Regions from separate parts of the Homo sapiens genome. Here regions 2 and 3 are each linked to region 1. The links are chromatin loops, found by intact Hi-C in ENCODE. Cell type or tissue: PC-3. All regions are shown on one strand.

Region 1 (8,000 bases):
TAAGCAACGGATGGGGGAAAAAAAGCCAGCTAGTAAGAAATTCTAGGTGGTAGTGTTGGCCAATTAATAATAATAATAGGCCAGGCATGGTGGCTCACACCTGTAATCCCAGCACTTTGGGAGGCCAAAGTGTGCGGATTGTTTGAGCCCAGGACTCAAGACCAGCCTGGGTAACATGGTGAAACCCTGTCTCTACAAATATACAAAAATTAGCTGGGTGTGGTGGCATGCACCTGTAGTCCCAGCTACTTGGGAGGCTGAGGTGGGAGGATCACTTAAGCGTGGGAGGTTGAGGCTGCAGCAAGCCATGATCTCACCATTGCACTCCAGCCTGGGCAACAGAGTGAGACCCCATCTCAAAAAATAACAATAAAATAATAATAGCTAACAGTTACATTCTGCTTACTATGTGCCAGGCAATTCTAGGTGTTTTCCATATAATAACTCAATTACCAAAACAATACTGTGAGATATATAATTTTTCTCATTTTATAGATTAAAGAAATTGAATCACAGATAGATTAAACCACTTGCCCAACATCCAACAGCTAGTGACTGGTAGAGCCAAGATTCAAAACCCCAATGATCTGGCTCCTAAATCTTTGTTCTTAATGACTATGTAGTACCATGGAGGACAATTTGGGGAATTCAAAAAACTCAGGATTCAAGGAAATCATCCAAAGCGGGAGTCAGGATTTCTGTAGAAAAATGTCCTATCACAGTACTATTTCTTGAACACCTACTGTGTGTCAACAGCTGTTTTGGTGTTTACACATACCATTTAATCCTCACAAAACCCGTAAGTGATAAGAACTGTCACCCCCATTATTTATTTATTTATTTATTTATTGACAGGGAGTCTCGCTCCGTCACCCAGGCTGGAGTGAAGTGGCACAATCTCGGCTGACTGCAACCTCCATCTCCTGGGTTCAAGTGATTCTCCCGCCTCAGCCTCTCGAGTAGCTGGGACTACAAGTGCCCGCCACCACGCCTGGCTAATGTTTGTATTTTTAGTGCAGACGGGTTTTGCATTGTGGGCCAGGATGAGTCTTGAACTCCTCACCTCAGATGATCCACCCACCTCAGCCTCCCAAAGTGCTGGAATTACAGGTGTGAGGCACCGCATGCAGCCCCCCATTTTTAGATGATGAATTTGAATGATGAAAGCCAAGTGATAAAATGACTTCTAGCCCAAATGCATTTCACATTGGTTCTATGCATTCACGGACCCACCCTGTGGTTAATTCCCCAGTTTCTGGAAGTAGAGATCAGCAGATATATATTTAGCAGATATTAGAATTCTTGTGTTGTTTTTCTGACCTGAGGAGTAAGAATCTTTTTTTTTTTTGAGACAGAGTCTTGTTCTGTCACCCAGGCTGGAGTACAATGGCTTGATCCCGGCTCACTGCAACCTCCACCTCCTGGGTTCAAGCGATTCCCCTGCCTCAGCCTCCTGAGTAGCTGGAATTACAGGCATGCCACCACCACACACGGCTAATTTTTGTAGTCTCTAATGTTAGTAGAGATGGGGTTTCACCACATTGGCCAGGCTGATCTCGAACTCCTGACCTCAAGTGATCCGCCCGCCTCGGCCTCCCAAAGTGCTGGAATTACAGGCGTGAGCCACCACATCCAGCCGAGTAAGAGTCTGTAGTAGAAAGGGCCAAGTGGAAGCCCCTGAAGTTACCCAGACACTTCACTGCCCCCATCAGTAGAAGCAATATTGCATCCCAGAAAGAACTGCAGAGATTAACACCATCAGAACAGACTTAGAGGACACAAGCCTGTTTATGCCCATTATATCTCTATTCAGATCACCTCTATGGCTTCTGCAATAAAACAGACCCTGGCAGATGATGGTGGAATGTTCTGGTAAGGCTCAGTTAAGTGTCAGCTCAGGAACAAATCCAGTGGTAATGATGAACAGGCTATTTGTAGTAATCATGATCATATCAAGGGTAAGGCAATCATAAGGACTTCAGGGACAGTCATAGTCCCACCACCAAGCAAGAAATCCAGGCCAGCCAAAGTGCTAGATGAGAATAAGAGAAATCTAGATTGAGTGGTAGAAGAAGCAGATAATGAATATCAATTACAGCTTTGGGATCAACTGTAGCAGCAAGTGTTATAACTTGTTTCACTAATTTGCTTGGATTATCAAGTGTTTGCAGAGAACGCAGCCAACTGCCATACTGAAGACGACCGTATGACAAATTAAATTTACACAAGGGCATTTTAAGTGGGCTTGAATGGTGCAAGGGTTGGACTCTGTCAAACACCTCTCATGTCCCACTTCATATCTTGTCAGTCTCACCTCTTATTCCAGCCATTGTGCAGCAGTGACCATCTTCATGAAGATGTAACCTGAAAATGCCTGGCCTCAGGCCCGTCTCATGTCTTTCATTTTCTGCCTTCCAGTCTCTTTGAGCTGCCATGCCTGATGTCTGTGGGAGTCCACTTAGCACTCATTTACAGGAAACATAAATGTTCCCTAGGGCCAGTCTTGACCAATGGGAGAGGGAAACTGATGGATAACCTTTTCTCCCTCTCTTCCCCTGAGCAAGACAGTCCTTAAATGCATCCTATATGGTCTCTCAGAAGGTCTCCCATGCTTGAGTAATCAGTTGTCCTCAGTAGTAGTTAATATCTTATCCTTATATTTGCACTCCCTATTTCATTTTCTGCAAGCATAGCTCCTGCTTCCTGAGATCAGCACAGCAAATTAAACTACTCACACATAAGCCTTTGTCTCAGGCCCTGCTTTGGGGAGAATATAGGCTAAGACAAATGCTTTAAGGCCATAAACAGAATTGAGAGGGTATTTCAGACTTCTGCCTTCAGGGACTGGGGGTTGGAGTCAAAAGTTTTTCTCTATTGTGCTCCAAGGTTAAATAAACAATGCTGTTGGTCATAAAATGTCATCCACATTTTCTTCCTGTGAAATAGGGTCACTTGATGATAATCAGCAGTCCCTTTGCTCTTAGAACATTTTGCTTTCATCCTTCTCCTGGTTGATATTAATGGTCTTTATAAAATTGATATTGATATGATCTGATGCTGATAAAGAGGAATTTGGGCTGGGCACAGTAGCTCATGACTGTAATCTCAGCACTTTGGGAGGCCGAGGCGGGCAGATTGCTTGAGCCCAGGAGTTTGAGACCAGCCTGGGCAACATGGCGAAACCTCAGTTCTACAAAAAATACAAAAATTAGCCAGGTGTGGTGGTGCACCTATAGTCCTAGCTACTCCGGAGGCTGAGGTGGGAGGATGATTTAAGCCTGTGAGGTCAAGGCTGCAGTGAGCTGTGCCCACTGCACTTTGGCCTGGGCAACAGAGTGAGACTCTGTCTGCCCCTACCCTCCCACTCCACCAAAAAATAAAAACAAAAAGAGAGAGTGGGATTCAAATACCAAGGTGCACCTCAATGAAGTCTAGATTCCTCTGGGCTTCTGATCAGTGCACCACAAAATTCTGAACACTCATGAAGACAAGATAGGAGGCTAGGTGCAGTGGCTCACGCCTGTAATCCCAGCACTTTGGGATACCAAAGGGGGAGGATCACTTGAGGTCAGGAGTTCCAGACCAGCCTGACCAATAGAGAAACCTTGTCTCTACTAAAAATACAAAAATTAGCCAGGCGTTGGGGCGGAAGCCTATAATCCCAGCTACTGGGAAGAATGAGGCAGGAGAATCGCTTGGGCCCAGAAGGAGGAGATTGCAGTGAGCCGAGATCATGCCACTGCACTCCAGCCTGGGAGACAGAGCGAGACTCCATCTCAAAAAAAAAAAAAAAGACAAGATAGGAGACTCCACAGCAAACACTTCCAAGTCATGGGCAAAGGTCTGGTGGCTAAATAGGGGAAGACATTTTTTTCTTTTCCTTATTTAGTCTCTCCTCAGAACACAAATTGGGAGCTTGAAGAAAGAAATAGTGTAATGGTTATAGATGCAGATGCTGCCATCTGATGGGCTGGGTTGAATCCTGGCTGCATCACTTACCAGCAGTGAGTACCCGAGTGAGTTCCTTAACTCTCCAGTGCTCTATTTCCTCACAATGTTTACATAAATGAGATGACTTATGTATCACACTTCACCCAGTGTTTGGTATCTAGTAAGTGTATGCTATTAATAATAATTGAATCATTGCTACTATTCATATCCTAGTTCACATGGAGCTTGGCAACAATGAAATCTAAGGTTCTGTGTGTTATACCTGTTTTTTTTTTTTCCATATTTTAAGTTACCTCATAACCCTTAAAAGCAAAGATTACTGAAATGTGTGTCCTGGCCCCGCCCCAATAACAAAATATAGGAAAGGAGCTGTGGGACACCCTTTGGCACTCAAATTAAGATCTTAGTTTTCCAGCCTAGCCAACATGGTGAAACCCTGTCTCTAAAAAAATACAAAAATTAGCTGGGCATGGTGGCACGCGCCTGTAATCCCAGCTACTTGGGAGGCTGAGACGGGAGGATCACTTGAACCTGGAAAGTGGAGGTTGCAGTGAGCCAAGATTGCGCCACTGCACTCCAGCCTGGTTGACAGAGCGAGACTGTCTCTGGGGGAGCAGGGAGGCGGGAAGAAAGATCTTAGTTGTTGTGCCAGGTGCGGTGGCTCACGCCTATAATCCAAGAACTTTTGGAGGCCGAGGTGGGCAGATCACTTGAGATCAGGAGTTTAAGACCAGCCTGGCCAAAATGGTGAAACCCCATCTCTACTAAAAATACAAAAAATTAGCCAGGCATGGTGGTACGCACCTGTAATCCAGCTACTTGGGAGGCTGAGGCAGGAGAATCACTTGAACCCAGGAGGCGGAGGTTGCAGCGAGCGGAGATCGTGCCACTGAACTCCAGCCTGGGATACAGAGCGAGACCCTGTCTCAAAAAAAAAAAAAAGATCTTAGATGTTGGCTAGGCATAGTGGCTCACACTTGTAATCCCAGCACTTTGGGAGGCCAAGGAGGGAAGATTGCTTGAGGTTGGCAGTTCAAGACCAGCCTGGGCAACATGGCAAGACCCATCTCTACAAAAAAAATTTTTTTAATTAGCCAGGTGTGGTGGCACGTAACTGTGGTCCCAGCTACTCAGGAGACTGAGATGGGAGGATCACCTGAGAACAGGAGTTTGAGGCTGCAGTGAGCTATGATCACACCACTGCACTTACATACATACATACATACTTACATTAGTTATTGACACAGAGGCTTAGTGATATCAATGAGCTAAGAACGAATGAAAACTGATCAGTTACTCCTTGGAAATCCTGGCCTCTGAGGACTCATGGTAGATAGCTCCAGTGAAGGCCTCAAACAGTGAAAAAGCAACTATGACCAAAGCCTTGCTACGAATACTACACGGGGAGCCAAGATCACGCCACTGCACTCCAGCCTGGGCAACAGAGTGAGACCCTGTCTTAAAAAAAACACAAATACTACATGGGGTTTCTACTTCCTTCAGAAAGCCTATACAAAGTTTCGGAAAATTTCAGACACAATAAACCTGGTTAAGGAAGAGGGTGTGTGTGTATGCATGCAAGTGAATGCAGGTACACGCATTCACACACACAAACACATAGACACACACTCCTGCGTGAGGGCTGGGCATGGGAAAAGATTGATGGGATTTCATTCGTAAATTGGGAGGAGAATGAAAGAGCTTATTCAATGTGCAGTTGTAACAGGCATTAAAGGAAGGCAAGGAATGCAATGGTGTGGCTGAACAAGAATCATGAGCTAGAACAATTCCAGGTGGGCCCTCTGCTTTGAAAGCACTTTTTAACCAGGCAGGTGGATTTTAATAATAAGCTACCCAGCAGGCCAGCCAGGTCCCAGCATGAAGCATCAGGTGGCAAGCAGGTGACGATTAGAATGAGGTGTGGTTGGCAGAACAAAAAGGAATAACAAGAAGCCTCCTTCTCATTTTTCACCTGAGGTACAGAGAGGAAAAGTGACCTGCCCATGATTACACGCAACTGAGAGGCAAAACTGGGACTAGAATTAGGACTAGAACTTCTGTCAGCTTCTTCTTTTGCAGGGCAAAGATCCCTGGGAACCATCAGGTCAATTAATGTCAACTGATTCATTCTTTTTTTTTTTTTTTTGACACGAAATTTCGCTCTTGTTGCCCAGGCTGGAGTGCAATGGCGCGATCTCAGCTCACTACAACCTCTGCTTCCCGGGTTCAAGTGATTCTCCTGCCTCAGCCTGCCAAGTAGCTGAGATTACAGGCACCCACCACCATGCCTGGCTAATTTTTTGTATTTTTAGTAGAGTTGGGGTTTTACCATGTTGGCCAGACTAGTCTCAAACTCCTGACCTCAGGTGATCCGCCCGCCTCGGCCTCCCAAAGTGCTGGGATTATAGGCGTGAGCCACCACGCCTAGCTGATTCATTATTTTATTCAGTATTTTTTAATCAATCATTCTCATTTATCACAAATTCATTTATTCAACAAATGTTACTGAAGGCCTACTATATTCCAAGCTCTGTGCAGGGATCTGGGACAACCAACTCAGACCAGACCTGATTCAGACCCATGGGGTGAGGCACACTCTGTTATAGACTGAATGTTTGAGCCCCCTACCCCAGTTGATATGTTGAAATCTTAACCTTCAATGTGATGGTATAGGGAGGTGGGGGCCTGTCTAAAGTAATTAGGTTATGAGGGTTGAGCCCTCATGAGTAGAATTAGTGCCCTTATAAAAGACAGCCCACTGGCTGGGAGCGGTGGCTCACACCTGTAATCTCAGCACTTTGGGAGGCTGAAGCAGGTGGATTGCTTGAGGTCAGGGGTTCAAGACCAGCCTGACCAACACAGTGAAACTCCATCTCTACTAAAAATACAAAAATGACCCAGGCATGGTGGCTGGCACCTGTAATCCCAGCTACTTGGGAGGTTAAAGCAGGAGAATCACTTGAACCCTGGTGGCAGAGGTTGCAGTGAGCAGAGATCATGCCACTGCATTCTAGCCTGGGTGACACAGTGAGTCTCTGTCTCAAAAATAAATAAATAAGTAAATAAAAATGAAAGAGAGCCCAGAAAGCGCTCTCACTCTCTTTCCACCATGTGAGGATACAAGAAGTTGGCAGTCTGCAACCTGGAAGACAGCCCTCACCAGACCCGCTTCCTGGACCTGGATCTCAGACTTCCAGCCTCCAGAACTGTGAGGAATAAATGTCTGTTTGTCTGTTGTTTATAAGACACTCAGTCTGTGGTACTTCGGTATAGCAGCCTGAACTAAGACATGCTTATAAACATACAAGATGACTGGAAAATTATTATCCTGTTGGTCCAAGAACTCCTCTTGGGAAAGGAATTGTCTTCTTTGGAATAACACCTTCATAAGGTCTTGGGTAGAAGGAGAGGCCAAGAACAGAAAGCGCCCTGGAACTACTCTACACAAGAAAGGCTTTCGAAGAGGTTTGTTGTTTCAGAGAGTGAGGGAAGATCAGAAAAATGGGGAGACTGAAACTGCACCAGGAAAGGGCAACAGGGGGACACCACATGGCCAAAGAGTCAAAGAGGACCAGGGAGGGCCAGCCTGATGCCTTGAGATTTAAAGGATTTGCTGTGTGTGCTGTGCTCGTCAGTAAAGTCTCTGTACTCATAAATACTGTGTATCAGCAGGTTTTGCCTGGAAAGCAGTGAAGGAGCTGAATCTCCAATCTGGGTTATAAGGTAAGAACACAGGCCACAACTGAGAATTAGGAAGTCCAGGAGAAAAGAGGTGATGTGAAAATGTATGCCTCTGAGACTCTGCAGAAATACAAGGGAAAGCCTTGGCTTCCACAGGCTGTCAAATTGAGACTAAATGGTTGGGCAAAGTCAGTTTTATTTAGATTTGAAGAATCTTGGAGGGCTTAGCTGTCATCGGGGTTACAATTGTAAATTCTGAAAAGAAACCTGCATGAAGTGCTTTGGGAAAATTTCATAGATCATCTGAACTGGGTCATGCAGGATTTGTCATAGGATAGGAGGAGCCTGACATACAATAAAGGAAAAGG
Region 2 (8,000 bases), 67 kb before region 1:
TGGTGCGACAGAAGAAAACTTTCCAGTGCATAAAGGAAATGTGCTCCTTTCTTAAGCGCCAGCAAGCAAAGGCTGGATGTCTCAGGAGAGCCACTGTTGATGAGACTTGGCCTGATGTGCTAGAAAGGAGGCAGTGTGGTACAGGGGTTAGCACAGGTTTGGAAGTCAGAAAACAGACCTGATTCCCATCACTCAACAGCTGTGCAGCCACAGGCAAAGTCACTTCTCTGAAAGTAAAGTGAACCACAGTTTCATCTTTGCTTTAAACAGTATCAACAGTAATCATACCTACCTTACAGGATTGTCATGAGGATTAAAATGAAAACATGAAAAGTCCTTAGCATGGTGCATGTGTCAGAGTAGGGCTCAGGGAAACAGTGTTCTTACTCCCAGAGGTGTTTTTCTGGGTGGTGGGTTAGTCTGTTTTCTGCAGTCACTCACAGTTTTTTCCTCCTCGTGACAGCAAAACCCAGTGTCTGCATCTCCCGTTCCCAGTGGCACGAACAGTCCTGCCCCTAAGAAGAGCACCGGCAGCGTTGATTATCTGGCCCTGGACTTCCAGCCGAGCTCCCCAAGCCCCCACCGCAAGGTGCCTGGAGTAGAGTTGGGGGGGCAGTAAGAGCTCTCAGGGTCCCGGAGGCAGAGATCATGGAGGCCAGGGTGCCTTCAACACTGAACAGCAGCACTCAGCCTCCCTCCTGCTCCAGTACCCAGCTTTTATGATGCATCTTTAGTCATAGAGCTTTCATCTAGGTCTAAAGACTCCTATTCCTGCTCTCAGAGCACAGTACCCTCAGTCAGAGAACCTCATCAGTCAGCCCATCCCCCGTGTTGTAGAGATGGGCAAATGAGTGCACAGAGATCTGATTGTCCTAAGGTTACAAAGTGAATCAGCAACAGATCCAGGAATGAGGATACTGCCTCCTGGTCCTGGGCTCTCGAGTGGGTCCAGAGCCCTGCCGTCGATACATCAGCCTTCAGAAGGGACTTCCAGGCCTGGGAAAGCCTCCCCAGGAGGCATCCTTATAGCTAAGCAGTCTAGACAGAAGGGTGCAGAGCTGTGCCTCAGCATGGTTCCCCTTCACAGGGTGGCAGTGAGCACAGCACGTAAAGTCCTGTGGCTGATGTTTGTTTGCACCTAGCAAATTCCTTCCCCTGGATGAGCGACCTGACAGAGATGGGTGGAGGCAGAGATGAAGGCCTGGACCCATCCACCAGGGCCAAGGAAGGGCCTGGGTCCTCCCAGAAGCCGGGAAGTAAGAAGGGCTGGCAGGTGCTGCTACATCCTGCAGGAGGGATGATGAGTTTGGAGTCTGAGCTTTAAAGCCCACATTCAGAAAGAGAAGCCAGGCTCCTGAGGCTGGTCAGTGGCAGGCAGAGGCCATGCTCTTCTCCCCTTCAGACAGCTCAGGAAGATCCCGTGCCCACCTTCTTCCTCCCCACCTAACTGGTAACTCACAGCTACTCCCTCTTTCCCACTCTGTCCCCTCAGCCATCTACTTCATCCGTCACCTCTGATGAGAAGGTGGACTACGTTCAGGTGGACAAGGAGAAGACCCAGGCCCTGCAGAACACCATGCAGGAGTGGACAGACGTGCGGCAGTCCTCAGAGCCTTCCAAGGGTGCCAAGCTGTGATGAGAGGGCCACCGCAGAGCCCAGGAGGCAGCATCTCCAGAGCTGGCCCTTCCCATCTCCCCTCTCCCCTCTCCCGTTCTTCCTCCCATCCACCTCCTCTCTACTCTGCCAGTCTCAGCCTTCAAAGCACTTGACATCAGGGACCCTGAACCCTTCCCCTGGGAGGTGAGGGCCTGATCAAGGCACCTCCTCTGCCCACTCGGGGCCCAGCTGTGATTTTTATCAGTAATGGCCATGCCTCCACCCACCTTAGTTAGGAGCTACTTCCAAAAAGCATCCTTCAGCCTCTTCCTGTCCTTTAGACCTGACTCTCTACCAGATGTTTGGAGGGAAGGGCTGGGGCTCTGAGCCAGATTCCACACCTCACGTTCAGTCACAGCCCTCAGCTATCTTCCCTCCGGCCACTGGGCTACCTCTCCTTCAGTCCCAGAAGACAAGTCTCACCAACCCAGGGAGTCAAGGACCAGCAAACCAAAGTGGATAATGGACTTTTTCATTCCTGTTTTTCTTGGCAGGAGAGAAGCAAGGCCACTAAAAGAGGAGATGGTGGAGACGGAGGCTCAGCAGTGGTCTTGAGGGGTAAAGGACTTAGATGCCCAGATGAAGAGGGAAAGCTGACATCTGCAGGGAACCCACTTTGAGGCTGAGGCCATGGCAGGACAGCTGCTGTGGGGTGCAGAGGCAGAAGATGAAGGACAAAAGGAAGGGAAAACTGATGGCCAACCTAGAGCAGCAAGGAGCAGGGCTTGGAGCTCGGGTGGTGGAGATGACAAGGACACTGTGGGGTCTGGGTCCCCAGAACTCTGGAGCTACAGGCCACTCTAGGCCCAAGGGCTAGTCCTCTTCCCCAGTCCCCTCAGAGGCCCCCGCCAGCCCCACCTTGAAAGCAGCATACAGGGGAAGGCTTGGACCAAGCTGGGCGACCAAGCACATGGGGCAGGAACACATGGTAAAGGGGTGGGGAATATGGGAGGGAGTGTGGTGTGGATGGGGGTGATGCAGGGACTGAGGGGAACCCTGGGACAGGCACAGGCTGGGCAGAGGCACAGGGCAGTGCAGGGGACTCTGCAGTGGGGTCGGGAAGTGAGTTTCTTTGCAGTGAGCAGTGCAGTGGAAGTCGGGCACAGAGGTAGCAGACAGATGTGAAGCAGTGGTGAAGGCCATGTAGCAAGTGGGGAAATACATCCAAAGGGCCTGGGAGTTGGGGGGTGCCCAACGCAATCCTTGGGGGTGCAGGGTGGAGCAGAAAGTGAAGGAGGGACACGTGCAAGAGTGGTGTGCATGGTGGTGTGACATGAGGACCGTTCCTAGGATGGGACAGTGGGTCAGGCAGGACAAGGAGAAAGCAGGGCAGAATGATGCCTAGAGGACCACATCAGGCATGGCTGACAGCTTGTGCCCATGGGCTGTGGCGTATGTCAGATCGCAGGGTAGGAACGAGTCTGGCCTGGTGCCGGCCCAGTGTTTCCTCAGCTCATCCGCCCTCTGTTGCTCCCTAGCATTCCAGGAGCCATCTTGGACTCTCCTCCCCAGGTTTGAAAGGCCATCAGATTAGCAGGGACGGGGTGTAGGGCATCACCCAAGGTTCCTTCTCTTAAACTAAGGGTGGGGGATCTGAATGTTTTTATGTTGACTGTTCTTGACTAAATTTTCAAGAGTTTCAGAAGCAACAGGACAGACCAGACGTTTCATTCTACCCTGGGGCGAACAGAACTTCTTCCTCCCAAACAATGACTTCCTGCCATGTTTGATGGGGACAGCTACCACTGTCCTCTGCCCCCATTCCCCTTTCAGCTCCCATGAGCATGCATAGTTCACCAGACCAATGGCCTAGCCATTCTCTAAGTCCCATCCTGGAAGAAGTTATTTCTTCAAGAGCTGCACCTCTCCTCCTAGCATTAGTTTAGATCAACTCAAGGAGTATTTATTAATGGCTGCTGTCTCCAGTTTCTGGGGTTAAGCACTAAGGACACAAGAATCAATCAGACCTTCTCCCTGAACTTAAGATAGCCACAATCAGAAAAAGGACAAGGACATGAGACAGTGGTGATGGCCATCAGACAGAGACTTCAAATGCTGATGGAGGGCAGAGGAAGTACTTAGGGAGGTTGGTGTCAGAGGCAGGAGTGGGGGATCAGGGAAGGTGGATTCTAGGAAAAGGGAGTGCCTGAGGTAGGCCTTAGAAGGGGATGAGTCAGATTTTTACAGAGGAGGAGGGCAGGGCTTGGGTCCAGTGGAGGAAGAAGGAAGGAGAGGCTTGGAAAGCCTTGTGTCTTGGGAACAAAAGGCCTTTGAGCATATGGGTCCAGCCACTCAGAAGTGTAGGGGCCATGCCTTGGTGTTCCAATAAGTGAATGGAAGCAGTGGTGGTAGCTACACTGGGCAGAGTTGGCAGGGTGCTGGTTCACTCTGCCCAGCCCTGAATGTGTGCCTTAAAGGCCCCCTACAAGGGGCCCCATACGACAGAGCTTTTAACTGGTGCCTTCCCTGTACCCGCAGCAGCCACAAGTGGGCCCAGACTATTGCAGCCTCCCATAAACATGTGAGCATGTTCTGAGTGTGCCATGATGTGAGTGGACCTGGCTGGAATCTTCGGAGAGCGACTGAGGTGTTCAAATCGAATCTCCCAGGAGGCTTCCTTCCAGCCCCCTATTCTGGTAACTACCAGGAGGCTTCCTTCCAGCCCCCTATTCTGGTAACTACCAAAATCCCTCGGGTGCAAGTGTAGGGGTAGAGATGGAAGGATGAGAGGTGAAATTGACCTTTTGAAAGCAAAGCTCTGGCTCACAGGCCCCAAACTACCAGCCGTATCTAGCATATCCCCACCCTCCACCCACTACCTCCTCCAACAAAGGAGTCAACTCAGTTGAAAAAACTGGTCCTTTGGCCTATCCATGGGTCAAAGTCCACCTCTCCTGGGGGCCTGGAGAGGACTGAGCCTACGGAAAGGGGATACCTTCCCACTCAGCACTGCTTCACACAGGCCCCCTGCCTGGGGCTCTCCAAGGAGCCTTCTTCACCCACTTCCAGCTCCACTTCTGCAAGGTTAAGTCAAGTGAGAACGATGAGAAATAGGGAGATGGTGTCTCCTTAAGTCCTTGATCTGCCTGTCTGTGGAATGGGAGGTTGGATTAGCTGCGCTGAGGTCCCATCCACAGCTGGTGCTCAGCTGCTTGAAGGGGAGACTCCCTCCTCTGTAACTTCTTTCTGGGGGATTGGGGTGGGCAGTACCTATCCCCAGTCCCCTCCTAGCTTGACTTTAGTGGTTTCCAATGTAGAAGTTAACAAAGTATGCCCCATTCCTGTGACAAAAGCACAACCATTCTGAAGTTACTGGAGCATGGGCTCAGCTCATCCTCCCTCTGGCCCCTTCTCCCATGGGGACATCTCGGCCCAGCACCCCTATCCCATTTCCAGAGTTCTTCCTTCCCCATCTGGGCCTTCATAAAATGCAGGGGAAGCCAGACTGGTCTCAGGAGCGCTAAAGCCCTTCCGTGGGGGGTCGTCTTTCTGGGACTAGCCCTGCTGTTTAGGACCTGGGACCACAATGGGGTACCTGCCGAGGGGGTCCCCAAGAGATCCAGGCTGTCATGTGATTTATGGTGGCATGTGTTGTGTATTTGTTGGCTACTTGTGTCTTGAAATCTAGAATTATTTCACGCAGAATTGTCACTGTTTGTCAGGAAGAGAAAATGGGCTAGTGGAAGCCCAGTCTTGAGTTCTTGTCTTGTTACCATTTAAAATTGACATTTAATTTTCAAATCACTGTTGGTGCCTAATCACTTAAGTTATTAATTTATTCTGTTGTATTCTTTTTTTTAAATTGTAACATATTTATCCGGTGGGTGGGACAGGAGTGTGTTCAAGTGGGTCATGTTTTTGCTGTGGTGACACATGGTACAGGCTTGGAGCTTGCAGGTCCCTTTCTACTGTGGTGTTGGAGCAGGACAATAAAGTCCACTAGAAATGCACCCCAGAACCAGCTGCCGTGTCCATCTTGTCTTGAGGGGCTTGGTGGTGGAACCCGTTCTCACTCCAGTCTGTTCCAATTTTTGCTTTATTTGGAAATAATTGGGTATTTTTCTTGGCTGTGAATAAGAACAAATGCTCTCTACCTCAGCGTCTGTTGTAAAGTGGAAATCATACTAGCATTTACCCATCCAGCTTTCTTAGGCGTCTAGAGATGGGTTCTGGGCGTGTCTGTCTGCTGCTTTCACAGGTCACTTAGATGTGACATCTTGAGGGTCTGTGACATTGGGCCCAAACTCCACACCACCATCACAGCAGGCAGCCCCTGGGGAAGGAGGTAGGTAAAGGCTTGAGAGCTGCCTCCCAGGTGCATCCTCTCCACGGGCAGCATCACCCAGCCCTCAGTAAGGTAAGTAAGTCAGTCAGTCCACACGTTTACTTACACCCCACTTCAGTAGATTCAGTAGAGGGCTCTTGGCTCCCTGTGGCATCTCACACGTCACTGGGGGGCAGGCTGAGTCCTGGCCTCCCCAGACCCCGTGAGCAAAACCCAGTGGCCATCACAGCCCCTGAGTCCAAGGAAGAACAATCTCTTGCTTAGGCTTACTTTTATTTATTTATGAACATGGGTGTCTGTCTTGTCTTCGGTTAGAAGTTAGAAGGGGGCTACAGCAGTGTCAGGGCACTTCACCCAACCTGCAGGTGGCTGCTGTTGCAGCTACAAAGGCCAACTGCTCAGAGGAGCCCACAGGCTTCCTAAGAGCCCACACTTCACAAGGAACATGAACACCTTTGCAGTAAAATCAGGACTCTAACCACAAGGGGGATACAAGTGGTGGCTTCTCAGGCCCTGAGGCAGGCGTGGAGGGGCTGTGGGGGCAAAGGCCTCCTGCTGTGAGAAGCTAGCCCCCCGCCCCCCCCCCCAAAACCATGCAGTGGCGCTTGGTAAGGGGGCAGGTCTCGGTCTCTGTTCTTCTCAGAAAGGTACAGACAGTGCAGGTACCCCCCACCCCCATATGAGAAACAAACAAACAGGACAGCCAGAGGAGACACTGCCCCCCCCACCCCTTTGTGCAAGGCTTGGATCCTGCTGTGCTTTATACCGTACAGCAGTCGGAAGGAAAATAGTACTTGATGTCAAAACATTGGAGCTGAGGTCTAGCCTGTTTCCTGAACATCATCAGATCTTCCCGCATGGGGAGCCTGCTAGGGAAGGAGGGGGAGGCAAAGACCCGTGTGTGCCCATCTCGGCTGCTTCAAGTTAACCAGGACACTTGGGTGTAAAGTTTTAATGGGACTGATCCCCAATGAAAGGGACTTAGGTCTTACTTCCATATCTGAGAGAATCTCTGTGTACCCTTCATCAGGCTGAGGACTAAGGTGCCATGAGCTGTACCATCCTTCCTCTTGGTAGGGCCTGCCTCCACAGCTTCCCTCAGGCCCTACCTGGCTCCTGGAGGGAAGGGGTCAGGTTGGCAGCAGGTTCACATTAGAAGACCAGTCTGTGGAAGTCACCACCATTGCCACCTGCAGGATTGCAGCCCCCTGGAGAGCCTTCATCCTCATCCTTGTCTTCATCAAAGCCCCTCCCCCAGTGCGGAGATGTGGGGAGTGCAGAGATGTAGGCCGCCCTGCTCCGGGCCTCCTTCTCCTGCTCCTGGGAACACAGATGAGAGGAGACTTAGACTTAGAATTCACACCCTGAAGCCAGAGTGAGTCTACCCAGCACAACACCTTTCAATGTTTCCTCTAGGTCCCCAGGGCCTGGACACACAGAGACATTGCAGCTCAGTGGCAGGATATCCGGGGTGGACACCTTCAAAAGACTTCAAAAGACCCCCTCCTCTCAATAAAAACTCTAGTCCCTGAGCCAGCTGATACTAGGGTGTGACTGACTAGCTGACAAGGGCCTAATGTGGTACCGAGAGGTCTGAGGACTTCGAGGGTCATATCACACCACACGGGAACCTGTCCGCAGGCCTCATGATCACGAGGAATGGGCTCTGCCTATGAGAAAGCCCATCCTCCTGCTACCAGGACGTCAGCCTCATGGCGATCCTTACCCGCCACCCTGCCTCCATCTGGACAGCATGGCAGAAGCTGTCCCTGAGAGCCTGACTCAGCCTCAGGCCCCTCCCTGGGCTGCTGCTGGTAAAACAGCACATAGGCTGTGTCCTTGGGGAAGAAGGAGTTGATGTTGGTGACACCCGGTCTGGTGTCCCCACACCAGTTGCTGTATTCCCCCGCACAAAACACAAACTCCAGGCACTGGCACCCATCCCACTGGTCAAAGCCCATGCTGTTCCAGCTGCTCAGTATGCCAGTGCCACCCTTGACTCTAGGGAGTCACACAGGAGGCTCACGTGGGTAGTGGGACCCCCTCCCCCCACACCCG
Region 3 (8,000 bases), 79 kb before region 1:
ATTGCTTCAGCTCACAAGTTTGAGACCAGCCCGGGCAACATGGCGACACCCCATCTCTACCAAAAACAATTAGCCAGGCATGGTGGCACATGCCTGTAGCCCCAGCTACTCAGAAGACTGAGGTGGGAGGATGGCTTGAGCCCAGGAGGCGGAGGTTGCAGTGAGCTGAGATCACGTCACTGCATTCCAGCCTGGGCAATAGAGCCAGACCTTGTCACCAAAAAAAAAAAAAAAACTTAACAGTGCCAGGTATTGGTAAGTATATGAATAGACTTTAATCCTGTGTTTCCTCTAACATTCACATTATATACTAGGTGCTCTGGAAGAAAGAAATGATGCTTTAAAGTTTACAAAGCACTTTTACATTAGGTACCTCATATGATCTCCAAAGTAATCCTGTAAGATTATTTTTGAGTAGGGGGTATAAAGTGAATCAGCCCATTCATCCTGCCTCGCATAGACTAGACATAACTGTGTCTGATTGGATTACTGAGGCTACTAATACCAGCCTTCTATCTATCTCTTTTTTCATTTATGTGGGAACCTGATTGTAAAGATACAGTAAATTAAGCACCTTAGAAATAAAACTGTGAATTATGTATTTATCATCACTTTTACTGCAATAATAGCCACTAGTCTTCCTTCAAGTACTAGATAATATGTATTCTTGCTAAAATAACTTCATTTCTCAAAATGCAGGTCTTCCACTGAGCTAAAATAAGTAACTATTCAGAATAATATCTATTGCCAACGGAAAGAGTTTTGAACTGGCAGAGTCAAGACAAATAGAGTTCTTTTTCTCTTTGAAGACAAGTTGGTTTCACTGGACTTATTTTTGTCCTCCAGCCTTTGGGGCCTCATTCCAGATTCTAGCCAGTGTCTGTCTTCTTATTTCAAGAAGGCTGTTAAACCTGTAACAGATGATACATTGATGTGAGTCACATGCCCTGAAAAGCCATAATTCTGGTGAGGGTTACTAGGAGTGAAATTTCATTGGTGAGATTCCAGAATCACTGACCCTGCAGCAGTAGTCTATAGAAAGATGGTGGGTAAATGGTAAAATTAGAAATGTCAGTGGAGAGCTTACCCATCATTAATCTTTTCTAAGTCTTCCCTGACTCATTCACCAGAGGCTTTGATTGACTGACCAAAGGCAAAATATACAACTTTTAGTTTCACATATACAGCTTTGCTCTGTAACCAGAGTCCTGCCAAAATTGGCTCAGAACTGCAGCCAGAAGGGTTTGAGATACAAAGATTGCCTCATCTCATAAAGATTTGTGACACAGAGTTTTCTTCTTTCACAGGAAGGATCCATTTGGAATGGGTCAAATGCAAGAGGATAGTTCAAATGACCTCTTAAACATGGCCAGTGACAGTTACAGAACTCTAAATGGTGTTTAATCTACTTACAAGCATTTTATATTAAGTCACCCTTAAATGGGAACATACTCATTGAAAATCAAAGTGAGTCCTTCATCATTAGGGTTCTTGGAGTCCAGTGGGATAGAAAAAAGCAAAATCATCATATAGTATGGTATATAAAATTATATGAAAATGTGTGGAAGAACAAGTACAAAATGAAGTGGCTAGAAAAACTAGAAAACCATTTTTAAAAGCCAAGGGAAGGCCGGGCACAGTGGCTCACGCCTGTAATCCCAGCACTTTGGGAGGCTGAGGCGGGCAGACCACGAGGTCAGGAGTTCGAGACCAGCATGGCCGATATGATGAAACCCCGTCTCTACTAAATATACAAAAATTAGCCAGGTGCAGTGGTACGCTCCTGTAATCACAGCTACTCAGGGTGCTGAGGCAGGAGAATCGCTTTGAACCCAGGAGGCGGAGGTTGCAGTGAGCCAAGATTGCATCACTGCACTCCAGCCTGGGAGACAGAATGAGACTCCGACACACACACACACACACACACACACACACACACCACACACGCGCGCGCGCGCACCAAGGGAGAGACTGTATGGTGGCAATAGCCTCTATAGCCTCTGGAAGAGCCATTGGCCAGGAATGGAAAGGGAAGGCACTTGGCACTGCTGGCTTGAGGGAATATCTTCTCTCAAACTTCTTTTTGATTCTGGGGAGCTCCCATACGTGCTTGTGTTTGAGTATCTTCCTGCTCCAACTCTGCCATTTACTGTTTTCCTCATCTGATAATGTGAAAGTAAGAGGTGTGTCTCAGAACTATTAGGAGGATTTAAAATGAGATCACATGTGATATGTATGGCATAGTATCTTGCCTATTTTATAAGGCTTCTGTAAGCCCAGCCCTGGAAGAGAAGCCTCTCTCCAAATCCACCACTTCCAGGTGGATTATCCATCCCACAAAAGCAACTCAGGTCATCACAGTGACACAGGCCTCAGTTAAGGTTTACATGAAAATACTAAAGGCCATAAGACTGCTGAGTATTTGGAATTCCCCATCTAGATTATTGCCCAAAGGGACCACATTTTAGCATGGTTTGCGCAGTGGGGGCACCCAGAGACCTGGCTGCTAGAACAAATTCCCTGCCCTCTGAGTATGTAACTTTGGGCAAGAGTCCCTTGTTCAACTCCTCTTACTTGGTTACTGAGGTGATAATCAGTCTCCCTCAACATGTGTCACTATTATCTATCATATGCCTGGCACTATGCCAGGGTACAGGATATGGCCCTCTGCCTTCTAGGAGCACATGGTCTGGTAGAAGTGGAAAGACACAGACCTGAATAACTGACATAAGGCAGAATAAGGTGAGTGTTGCGATGGAAGCACAGAGTGCTGTGGTAGCACAGAGGAAGGAATGATTACCATAAAAAGGAGAATTAGGGACCTGTAATACCTTTGTAGAGTGAAAAGGCTTCTTGTGGACTTTGTGTAAGGTGTTGATGTATCAAGGAAGCGTTCCACAGGGAGGTGAGTAATGCAAGACCAGGGCTGAAGTTTAGACTACACAGGACATGTTTAGGGATGAGTGAGTAGTTCTGTGAGCGAGACAGGAGGATGCCGGGGTAGAGGGAAGTTGGAACGTAAGCTAGTGGGTTCTACAGAGGAAGGGCTTTGATCTGCTGATCAGAAGGTTTGGGCCAAGCCCAGGAAAAGGGATAGCAGCAACATACGTTTGTTTATTCATTTGCTTACTTACAACAAACGTTTATTCATTATTTATAATGCAACAAGCATTAACCTAGGTGCTAAGGAGAGAAAAATGAGTAAGACACAGTTTCTTTCCTCAAGGAAATCACAGTCTGTTGGCAGAGATAAGTAGTAATGGTGCCTAATATAGGTAACACTTGCTACCTGCTCCAAGAACAAAGTTAAGCAAGTGATTAAGTTAAGCAATGCTTAGAGGTAGAGGATGTAAGAATGGCCTTAAAAAATGTGTCTTCTGAGATGAGTTTGAAGGATAAATGGAGTAGGAACTTGCCAGATTGAGGTAAGAAGCCTTCCAGACACAGCCCAACAATGCAGCAAAGCCCAATGCTTGACTAACTGGGGCACACAGGGAACACTGCAAAGTTTGGTTTGGATCCTAGAGTGGAAAAGGGAACTAAAGAGAAAAGATTGGTGAGATGAGTTGGGATAAACCTAGGAGTTTGGGCTTAATCCTGAAGCATTGAGGCGGTGTTGAAAATGTTTACACTGGGAAGTTAGGAAAGTAAATATTAGTAGGATGGAAGGATCAGAGAGGCCCTGGGCAGAAATCATAATGTGGGTGACTCCCAGGTTTCTGGCTTGAGTAACTGTTGCCATTCCCAAAATAAGAGAGGCAGGAGGAGAAGAGTTCCAGAGGAAGATGATGAGTTCATTCTTGAGTATGTTGAAGGTTATTGCAGGGTGCCTGTGATGCTCTTGCAACCCCATCCCCACCTTGAAATCCTTCAGAGGCTCCCCGTTCCCTTTAGTCCTGGCCTGGCCTCCAGTGTCTTCTCTCAGCCCTGCCTTCTAATGTGCTTGCTGCAGCCTGAGCAGCTTCGAGTTTCTAGAACTTGCCAGGTTGTGTTCTACATCTTTGAGCCTTCAACTAGAACACCATTTCCCTTCTCCTGCCTTCTGCCTGGCCAGTTGTGGCTCATCCTTCCAGACTCACTCAAGATAAAACATCTCTGAAGGAGGCTTCCCTGACATTGTCTACCACCACCCCCAGCAAGGGCTGATACCAACTGTCAGCAGCTACATACTCACCCCTACTTGACTGTAATGATTTGCATCCATGTCATCTCCTGCCCTACTGTGACATTCCCAGACCACCCCTCACTGGGCAGGTGGCATCTCTGTATCCCTTTTGCCTGGCCCAGATGGAAATTAGGACATCAGTAAATGTAAAATGAACAAATCCAGATGGGAGCATCCAACAGAGAGTTGGAAATTCCAAAAAAAGCAAAATGAAAGGCACCAAAAAAATGCATACAACATTAACACCTTATGTCTACCATTCGCTCCCCCCGCCACCCCCGTCCTCTTCCCTAAGCACTACATTATCTAAAGCCTAGATGTTCAATCATCCAAGCCCATGGCTGTTGGCTTGGTTATGTGTCTGGAATGGAACAGAAAGGGAGGAGGAGTGCAGAGGCCCAAGGAGGAGCATCAGTGAAGGTTTGGAGACTGACCTGGAATTCCTAGCCATCATGGTGGGTACAGTTTACATGAGAGGAAGCCTGGCTTTACACACCTGTTTCCTCTTTCTAAGCTCTGGCCCCTATTTTCTAACACCATCTGGTGGCCACATCTGTAAATAACAAACTCCTCAGGAGCTGAGAGAGCTTCTATAAGGCAAAAGGTCCAGGGATTGGCCTCAGAGGGCTATTATGTATTACAGCCCCAACAAGTTTATATGTATACGAGATTTGCCTTTTCTGATGAGACACTCCAAGAGCTTTTGACCAGAATCTTAAAAACTCCTATAGCCTCCAAAAGGCTTAGAATCCCTGCTACAAAGGATTGATTCTTTTTTTCCCCAAGTGAAATCCTATGAAGAATCATACACAAGCTAAAGAAGCAGACCTAAATCCCTGCTTGCTCAGAACCTCACCCTCCAATTTCCCAAAGCACTTACAGAGAACCTGGAATCTAGTTTGAAAACCACTCTTGTGAAACGAAGGGCTTGTAGAGCATCGGGGCCAGATGGGCCCTTAGAAATCATTGTGACGTACTAGGTCCCACCTGAGAGAGGAGGCTTGGTGATACACACAGCACGTATCAGTAGCAGTACTGGAACCTAACACAAGTCTCCCCTCTTGTTTCTCTTCTCTTTTTACTGCTTGCCTTATTGCCCAAAACCTAAATTTAAAAATGTACTAATCAAAACTTTTTCTATATATAGTTCCCAAACAGGAAACCATTCTTCATATAGATTTCTAGGTCTCTGGAAAGAGATCTTTCCCCTCAAAATGCCTCTTAACCAACCATAAATCATGGTAGAAAATAAATCTAGAGCTTACGTTTGAATAGTTTGTTGTTTGTTTGTGTTGGGGCGTGTGTTTTTTTGAAACAGGGTCTCATTCTGTTTACTAGACTGGAATGCAGTGGTGCGATCATAGCTCACTCTAACTTCGAACTTCTGGGTTCAAGCGATCCTCCTCCCTTAGCCTCACCAGAAGCTAGGACTACAGGTGTGCAGCACCCTGCCCAGCTAGTTCTTTTTTTTTTTTTTTTGGTGGCAATGGAGTCTTATTGTGTTCCCAGGCTGGTCTTGAACTCCTGGCCTCAAGTGAACCTCCCACCTCAGCCTCCCAAAGTGCAGGGATTACAGTCATGAGCCACTGCACACTGCACCTGACCCAAATAATTCTTTTCAACTTACAACATCAATACCCATGGGCTAGTTTCACAGTGGCAGAATAGACTCAGAGAGGTAAAATGACTTGTTTGCTGTTTCCTGTCATCAACTTAAAGGTTCTTTCCACTGTCTCACAACATTTGTGTTCGAATGTGCATATTCTGCGGTACTTAAAACAGTGAACAAATAGGCAATCCATCTGGCTTATTGATACTTGTTCAGGGAGTGGGGGTTATAACCCCTGCTATTAACTGCCATTTGGAGATGGGGGACGGATGAAGTCTAACATTGTTTAAACATTCATATACTAGAGTCTGAACAACCTTCAAAATATGCTTTTAGTCACCATTTTACAGATGCCTAAACCAAAGTATAGAAAGAGAAAGTGCTTTGCCTCAAGGTCACACAGCTAGTAATTGTCTCACCCTCCTGCCCTTTCCCTTCTTTCTCTTTTAGGAGTGCCAGCTTCTCTCAGGGCACCAGAGCCTCTTTTCTCATGAGGAGTGACACAGCTGTACAAAAACTTGCCCAGGGCAATGGACACTGTGTCAACGGGATCAGTGGTCAAGTCCATGGCTTCTATAGCCTTCCCAAGCCGAGCCGGCACAATACAGAATTCAGAGACAGTACCTACGACCTCCCCCGCAGCCTGGCCTCCCATGGCCACACCAAGGGCAGCCTCACAGGCTCCGAGACAGATAATGAGGATGTGTACACCTTCAAGACGCCCAGCAACACCCTGTGCAGGGAGTTCGGGGACCTCCTGGTAGACAATATGGATGTTCCGGCCACCCCACTCTCAGCCTACCAGATCCCTAGGACATTCACTCTGGACAAAAACCACAATGCCATGACAGTGGCCACTCCTGGGGACTCAGCCATAGCTCCCCCACCCCGCCCCCCCAAGCCAAGTCAGGCAGAAACACCTCGATGGGGCAGTCCTCAGCAGAGACCGCCAATCAGTGAAAATAGCAGATCTGTCGCTGCCACCATCCCCAGACGCAACACCCTCCCTGCAATGGACAACAGCCGACTTCACCGAGGTCAGTATAAGTCCTAGCTGAGACTCAGAGGGAGGAGGAGGTAACACAGGGGTTCTCAATAGTTTGATGGTCCTTGGTCATCCATGGCCGAGGGGAACTTACGAACCACCTAGGTCACTGATACTCAAAAACATAGGTGTCTTCTACCCAGATCCCTTACCAGTTGGTCCTCCAGCACTGGAGGCTGTTAGTAGTAGTTGTCTAACAGAGCTAGCCCCAGAGAAGTTAATGTTCTACTAATGGAGAATAGGACATTCTTGATTAACCACAGTATAACATATTATGGGTTTAGAAGCCCAAATCATTGTATTTTATTCATTTGTAAATCAAATCAAAGATTTAAAAAATAAATTCAGAAGATCAGTCCAAACTGGAGTGAAACCTGTGTGGACTAACAGACTGCTAAAGCAAAACGAGGTCTTAATATTTTCTAAATCATACTTGAATCTCTTTGGTTGAAGTCAAAACTTTTATTTGAAGTACCTAAATTCTATTGTTACTTGTTTTCCACTGAGAGTATTCCAACTCTGCATGTAACCTCCTCTGTATGATGAAAAAATAGAACAATATTAATTCCTTTCATTTTGCATCTTGCTTTATGGTTTGCAAAGCCTTTTCTTGTCCATCCTGTTGTTTAAGCCAGGCAGAGAGGTTGGTGGGACAAAACCTCCTTGTCTCCATCTCACATGAGGCCAATGACAGTTAAGAGACTTAAATAGAGTTGCAGAGTCATTGTGCCAGAGATGAGACTCAGACCCTAGAGTCCCAGCTCCTAGTTTAGACCTCTTTGCCGTCTTTCAATCCATCGACAATTTGAGCAGTCATACTCCGTTTTGGAACTGAGATGATAAAGACATACATAAAACATGTTCCTGCCCTTCAGAGCTTACATCTCATTGGGAAAATAAAACCAACACATATAAATCAGGACAAGTATTGTTACTGTGGTGTTCAGAGAAGTGATGGCTGGGGTGAGCAGGACAGGTGAGTGGTGTAGGAGTCAAAGGAGAGGTGCATAGATGAGGGTAGAGTAGTCAAGGACAGCTTCTCTGCAGATGCTAACACTGGAGCTACATCTAGAAGCCCAGGAGGAATTTTTGAACTGAGGAGTGATGTGTTCGAAGAAATTCCTTATCATTTGGGGTTGAGAGTAGTATCTTCTGGAGTATCAGTAAGACCTTGAACCACA

Evidence for each region. Hi-C counts contacts between places; a loop is a spot of excess contacts. Peaks named below come from ENCODE experiments on the same cell type or tissue, not always from the same donor. Only the 100,000 strongest peaks of a DNase experiment are listed, where the experiment ranks them.
Region 2: a loop joins it to region 1, with 12 times the contacts of the local background. A loop is called at or near these places in 10 of 110 quality-filtered maps.
Region 3: a loop joins it to region 1, with 6 times the contacts of the local background. A loop is called at or near these places in 3 of 110 quality-filtered maps.

What each region holds. Positions count from the first base shown.
Region 1 is chr11:78,145,849-78,153,848 of GRCh38, reverse strand. KCTD21-AS1 (KCTD21 antisense RNA 1) reads right to left here. Exons shown (of 3, transcript NR_102281.1): 2 at 4,756-4,872. Among named protein-coding and RNA genes, the nearest start is that of KCTD21-AS1, 10 kb to the right of the region's middle. In PC-3, a CTCF peak has its summit at 3,975 (motif pointing left); a DNase peak (open chromatin) is centred at 4,038; H3K27ac peaks cover 563 bases.
Region 2 is chr11:78,212,908-78,220,907 of GRCh38, reverse strand. USP35 (ubiquitin specific peptidase 35) reads right to left here. Exons shown (of 11, transcript NM_020798.4): 11 at 5,676-7,262. The coding sequence ends at 7,095. It overlaps GAB2 (GRB2 associated binding protein 2), which reads left to right. Exons shown (of 10, transcript NM_080491.3): 9 at 464-589; 10 at 1,493-5,615. The coding sequence ends at 1,636. Among named protein-coding and RNA genes, the nearest start is that of USP35, 28 kb to the right of the region's middle. In PC-3, no CTCF peak of the experiment used is centred here; a DNase peak (open chromatin) is centred at 3,827; H3K27ac peaks cover 769 bases.
Region 3 is chr11:78,225,276-78,233,275 of GRCh38, reverse strand. It overlaps GAB2 (GRB2 associated binding protein 2), which reads left to right. Exons shown (of 10, transcript NM_080491.3): 4 at 6,225-6,811. It also overlaps a transcript of USP35 not described here. Among named protein-coding and RNA genes, the nearest start is that of USP35, 40 kb to the right of the region's middle. In PC-3, a CTCF peak has its summit at 4,706 (motif pointing left); DNase peaks (open chromatin) are centred at 925 and 4,705.